Linked DNA regions of Homo sapiens: region 1 is linked to region 2. Evidence: read pairs that join two places in POLR2A ChIA-PET (ENCODE). Cell type or tissue: MCF 10A. All regions are shown on one strand. Links, peaks and the distances in the headings refer to the core of each region. The heading gives the core; the rest is flanking DNA.

Region 1 (2,934 bases), core at 230-2,729, 65 kb after region 2:
ATGGAGTAAACCTGGACTACTAAGATTTAGTGACTTTATAATCACATCTTCCAAGGCAAAGCAACTACCCAAATTAAAATAATTGGTTTGCTATTACCTCCTGGACACATAATGTAATTCCTTTCTATCAGTATCTCATGGAAGATAGAATGACAACCCCCCAAATTTGGGGTTGCCAGATAAGCTAATACATTAATTATCATGATGATAACCAATAATATCTTAAATGTTTTTGTCAGTGAGTAGAAAAAGCGAATTCCAAGTAAGAATAAGAACTTTATATCCACTTTATTTCGCATCAAACTTAAATCAAAATAAAATGCCTTCCATCTCTACCTAGATTTTATTATTGGGTTTAAATTATTCCAACCAACACTGATACTTCCCTGTTTACACTTATTATTTATGATAGAGCCTCTGGACCTTATTAACCATAGGATCTGGAAACTGGTAATCCTGTGGAACAGTGGTTTCCAAATTTTAGTCCAAGAATGGGTATTAGTGGATGATGTTTTCACTAGTTTATAATAGAATGAATGAATCTATCTGCACAGAGTATATACTGTCAAAGTTGCCATTCTTTGATCTCCTTGATGGGATCCCCACTGAGACTTGTCTGCTTCTTCGCCACAGCATTTCCACCACCAGATACAGCATGGCACACAGCAAGCATTCAACACATGTTTTTCAGAATAAACAAATAAATGAAGTGTCCTATTTTATAACGAGCTGTTTCTATTCTGTGATTAAGTTCTTTTTTGGGTGTTGAAATATATATATATATATATATTTTTTTTTTTTTTTTTTTTTTTTTCTTGAGACAGAGTCTCACTCTGTTGCCCAGGCTGGAGTGCAATGGTAAGATCTCGGCTCACTGCAACTTCTGTCTCCCAGGTACAAACGATTCTCGTGCCTCAGCCTTCCAGGTAGCTGGAATTACAGATGTGCACCACCATGCCTGGCTAATTTTTGTATTTTTAGTAGAGACGGGGTTTCACCATGTTGGCCAGGCGGGTCACGAATTCCCAAGCTCAGATGATCTGCCCGCCTTGGCCTCTCAAAGTGCTAGGATTACAGGCATAAGCCACTGTGCCCAGTCTATGTCTTTTTTTTTTTTTTTTTTAAAAATAGAAATAATGGCAATAGAAGCAATTTTTAATGCCCTTAATTTGGCAAAAAATAGGGCTAAGCATCCTATCTTTACCACCTAAATTTGTTTTTTTTTTTTAATTTGACTGGATTGAGAACATAATAATCTGGAAATCACTGGTCTAATCTAATTCTCCTATTATAAAAGGAAGAATTGCTGCTCAGAGAGAGGAAATAATTTGCCTAAAATCCCATAACTGCCGGATTATTACTTTTTCACCTATGATTCTTTTTATTTTATAAACTATGTTATGTTATTTATTTGCATACTTATTTGTTGTGCTTTTCTAGATTATTATTGTCTCAGAAACAATACCATAAGCTCCTTGAGACTATGGATCATGCCTCTTGTTTTGTAGGCATACGAATGCCAACTGTCCGGGATGCTGTCCATGGTCCTGAACTTCTGCCATGAAGTCTAAGCCAAGGGGATGCAGACAAAAGTAAGGATTTCCTATTAACTGTCATAATTGTTTTGGGGTATAAATAGAGACAAGAAAAGGATCCCTGGACTTGACATGTAAGCCAAATGAAAATCTGTTATGTGATCACTTCCACGTAGGGCAAAAAATTGATTTATAACATATCAAACACTTCAGAAACATTGATAAGTAACAGAAATTTCACCTTGAATTATGGATTCTGAGACTAGGTCTGAGAAGGTGATTGATATCTCCTGCCTCCCCAACCCTCGAGATACAAACAAACTAAAAAAGATTAAGAAGAGAGACACTTACTCCATCTCATTGAACATTAAGATATTATAAGGAAGGACCACATTTCTATTAAGCCAAAAATAAATTATGTATATCTAAACACAAACAAAAAATGAACTTCAATGCTGACTCAACAAAAATAAATAGGTCTAATAAGATATTTCGTAATTTGGTTTTGTCCAGGCATTTTCTATAGATGCTTGACAAAAAATAACAGACCTTTCTTTAAGTGTATCGTGTTATAATTTTTGCAACTTTCTACTTTACCTATTTTACTTATTCAGAAAAAATCTAATTAGTGATATGATTGAAAGCTCCTTTTATACTACTTGGTGAGAGTGCACACTCTTACTGCAATTGACCTGGTCTACTAAGGACTGTTCTTTTCCTGTCTGGTTCTAATTACAATTATGTTTTATTTTTGCTTCTAACTTAAGTTGTCATTTTTTATATAAGTTTGTGCCTGTTTCTTGCAAAAAATAAGCTTCTTTTAAATAGAGTAAAACTAGGGAGAGCTTCCTCTTTTTTCTTTGCTCTTTTATATTTTATGAATTTATACATTTGTATGCATTAATTGTGCAACTTAAAAAATAAATCTAAAAAATTAAGCTCCAATCTCCTAAAAGACCATGTCCACATATATTCTGCTTGGTTCTAAATTTGCCCATATCAACAAAACTAATTGAAGGAAATAAAAGCTGATTATACTTGGGAAAATTTTACTGCATTTTTTTTTTTTTTTTTTGAGACAGAGTTTCATTCTTGTTGCCCAGGCTGGAGTGCAACGGTGCTATCTTGGCTTACCGCAACCTCCACCTCCCATGTTCAAGCGATTCTCCTGCCTCAGCCTCCCAAGTAGCTGGGATTACAGGAGCCTGCTACCATGCCCAGCTATGCATTTTTAAATTATTTATATACTTGGGACATATACTGGAACAAATATAGCTTTAAATGTTAGCCATAGATAGATAATAAAGAATGAAGCAAGATGGCATCTTGGTCTGTCCTGCAAAATGTCCATAAACCAAAATTGTGGAGGAGTGGATAATTTGGGCATGGCAGCTCTAAG
Region 2 (2,934 bases), core at 302-2,801:
TACAGAGGATCCCAAGCTGGCTGGAGCAGTAGTGGCATTCACTCTGGGGATTAGTCACATGCATATTAAAATTGCTCATTTTAAAGTTCCATACCCATAAGTCAAACTTTGCTAAATTTGGCCAAGACTACTATTTTTGCCTCTGGTCTGTGTAGTCTTATATTTTATTCTCATTTAGTGTTGATCTTGGAGACAGTAAGTATTAACATATTTCAATGCTTCTTTCTGCTAAGTTGCTGAAAATCTAAAAGCTTGTTGGAAGAATCAAGATAGCATTTGTCATTTTATGTGTGTGTGTATGTGATACATATGTGTGTGTATGCATGTATATGTACATGTGCACACATACCAGATGGGGACACCATTACAGGGGCCATTTCACAAAGCCTAAATTAGGCCTCTCAGTGGGCCACAGAGAGTGCTGTTTGCTTAAATTATGGCTGACATTTTTGGAATCTTTGCAAAGGGTGCTAAAGGGAATGGCCACATAAGGTTAACCAATCCTTAGACAGGGCTGTTTGTTAAAGTAGAAATAACCTGATAATGACATTAGTACCCCTTAGTTCTGTAAAACAAAACAAAAAACAAAACAACAACAACAACAACAAAAAACAAAAAGGAACCTCATGTTCAGTGCAGAAAACTTGAAAAATATAAGAAAAGACAAAGAAAAATATAATAAATATAATTACCTATCAACATTTTACCACATTCCCTTTAAATATTTTTTTCTGTACATGTCTACATTTCAGATGACATTGTCCTGCAAGTACTCTTTATACCCTCCTTTTTTAGTAATATAGAATTGTTTTTCCATGATCACAAATATTCTTCCCTACCCACTTTTAACAACTTCTATTGTTTTGCCTGCTAGAACAATTAAACATGACTATTTTAGAAAATGCAGAAATAGATCAGTAAAAAAAGAAAGAGAATAGAAAAGAAGCTACAATATCCAGAATTTATCATTCTTGTTATTAATAATAGTTGCTATTAACATTTTGATATAGTATAATTTTTAATGGTTGCATCATATTTCATCATATGGATACAATGTAATTTAGTAAAAGAATTCTGTACATTAGATATTAAGTGGTTTTCAATTAGGTTGTTTTCAGTGTTCAGTTTTTTGCTATAATATATAAACCTAAGATGAACATTTTTATTCATCCACATTTATATCTATATATAAATGTGTGTATGTATATGTGTATATATGTGTATGTGTGTATATTTGTGTGTGTGTGTGTGTGTGTATGTGTGTGTTTAGTTCCTTAGGATGTATTCCACTTTTAATGCTTGGCATGTTTTAATACTGTAGAACCCTAAAATGATAAATGGCTCTTAATTAGCCAGGTGCCCAGGGCTTTGCAACCTTCCTCAAAGAATAAGCTCCCTAGGGCAGCTGCATTATCTGTTGACTTGCTGGGAAAGCACTGGAACAAAAAGCCAATGATTTTCAAGAAGGATAATATAGTGTGTCTTAAAGTCTAATTATATATAATCTATTACCAAACATGTAGCTGACATTCTAAAATGTTTTCCTTGGTATATTTAAAATATGTATTTAGAAAAAAAACATTTTTTTCTGTAAAACTCCTTCGTTTTTTTTTTAGTCTGTCCTATTCCTGCCATCCTTAATGTCTAGTTAAATAGTTTATAAAAAAATTTTGTGTTACAGAATACTTAGAACCTAAGGACCCTTGCTCCAAAAAAAGCACACATATATTTACTGTTTCAAAGCCCAGAGGCCTTCAGAGTCATGTTTCTCTTTAGCACTTTACTAATATTGAATACACCCTATCCTTCATGAATATGAATAAATTTCTCTCCATGTGCATTTTGGGGCCTCTTTTGGGAATTTACCTACTTTCCCTGGTTGCTGTTTATCAACCATTTCTCTAGATGTCATCAGTCTCTTCTTACAGCTTAAGAACATTTCTTCATACTGCTGCCACTCTTTATGGTTTCCTTTGACCCAGGCCATGACGTAGGCCTTCTGTTAGTTTGCAATAGCTAGGGATAGAGAAATTATAGTACAGAGATGAAGGAGAAATGAAACTGATTATTGGAAAGAATTGCTGTAAAATTGAATAACTGTGACTCCCATGGAAGGTCCTATGATAGTCATCTCTTGCTTATCAGCTCCAGTCCACAGGCGCCAGTTGGCCCCTATGGATTAGAGACCCCAATCTAGTCTTCTCAACTCCGAATCTAGACTCAAATATCCCTCTCTTTTTTTTGGAGGGGGGAGTTCAGGAGTGAAGGATGTGGTCGTCATTGAAAATATAATAAACTTTTCAGGGGTACAGCTGTATGCACCATGAATGATGTTTTTATATTCAGAATGCTTGGCCTGAAGCATATAGAATATGTCACTGTCTCCGTGTTTTCTGAGAACAATGAGTAGATGCTTGCCAGAAATATCTATGACTAAATGAGTCATCACAGTGATATCTCAAAACAAAGAATATACCTGCATGAAAAACAAATTCTAGCTTCAATATAGAATGCAGAAAAGATATTTGATACCCTTTTCCATGCTATCATTTTTATAAGTTCAACGATAATTTGAATAACTCACCTACAACAGCTAAAATAAATTGCTGACAGATTTAAAAACCTATTTTTCTCAATCCCACAACTACCTCATTGGACTGAATATTATAGAATACTTCGACTCACCTCTCACCAGCTCCAGTTACAAGCTCCATCTCAACTTCTTTTTATTTTTTTTTTCTGACCTGTACTGATGCCTCCTTTTTCTGAAAAATGTCCACCTAACAAATGATTATTTGCAAGGGTGTGTTATTAGATATTATTCTTATTTCACAAATATTGGTCTAGATTTTTGTTTAATTGGAAACTCTTTGAAGGCAGACATCTTGTTTTTACTTTTATTTTTAGCAATGACAAATACATCATCCAATAAAT

Evidence for each region. ChIA-PET counts read pairs that join two places held together with the same protein. Peaks named below come from ENCODE experiments on the same cell type or tissue, not always from the same donor. Only the 100,000 strongest peaks of a DNase experiment are listed, where the experiment ranks them.
Region 1: POLR2A ChIA-PET joins it to region 2 with 7 read pairs; 2 of 35 experiments call an interaction of 5 or more read pairs at or near these places.

What each region holds. Positions count from the first base shown.
Region 1 is chr5:153,274,957-153,277,890 of GRCh38, reverse strand. No RefSeq gene overlaps it. Among named protein-coding and RNA genes, the nearest start is that of GRIA1, 210 kb to the left of the region's middle. In MCF 10A, for the core only: no CTCF peak of the experiment used is centred there; a DNase peak (open chromatin) is centred at 1,540.
Region 2 is chr5:153,339,815-153,342,748 of GRCh38, reverse strand. No RefSeq gene overlaps it. Among named protein-coding and RNA genes, the nearest start is that of GRIA1, 150 kb to the left of the region's middle. In MCF 10A, for the core only: no CTCF peak of the experiment used is centred there; no DNase peak of the experiment used is centred there.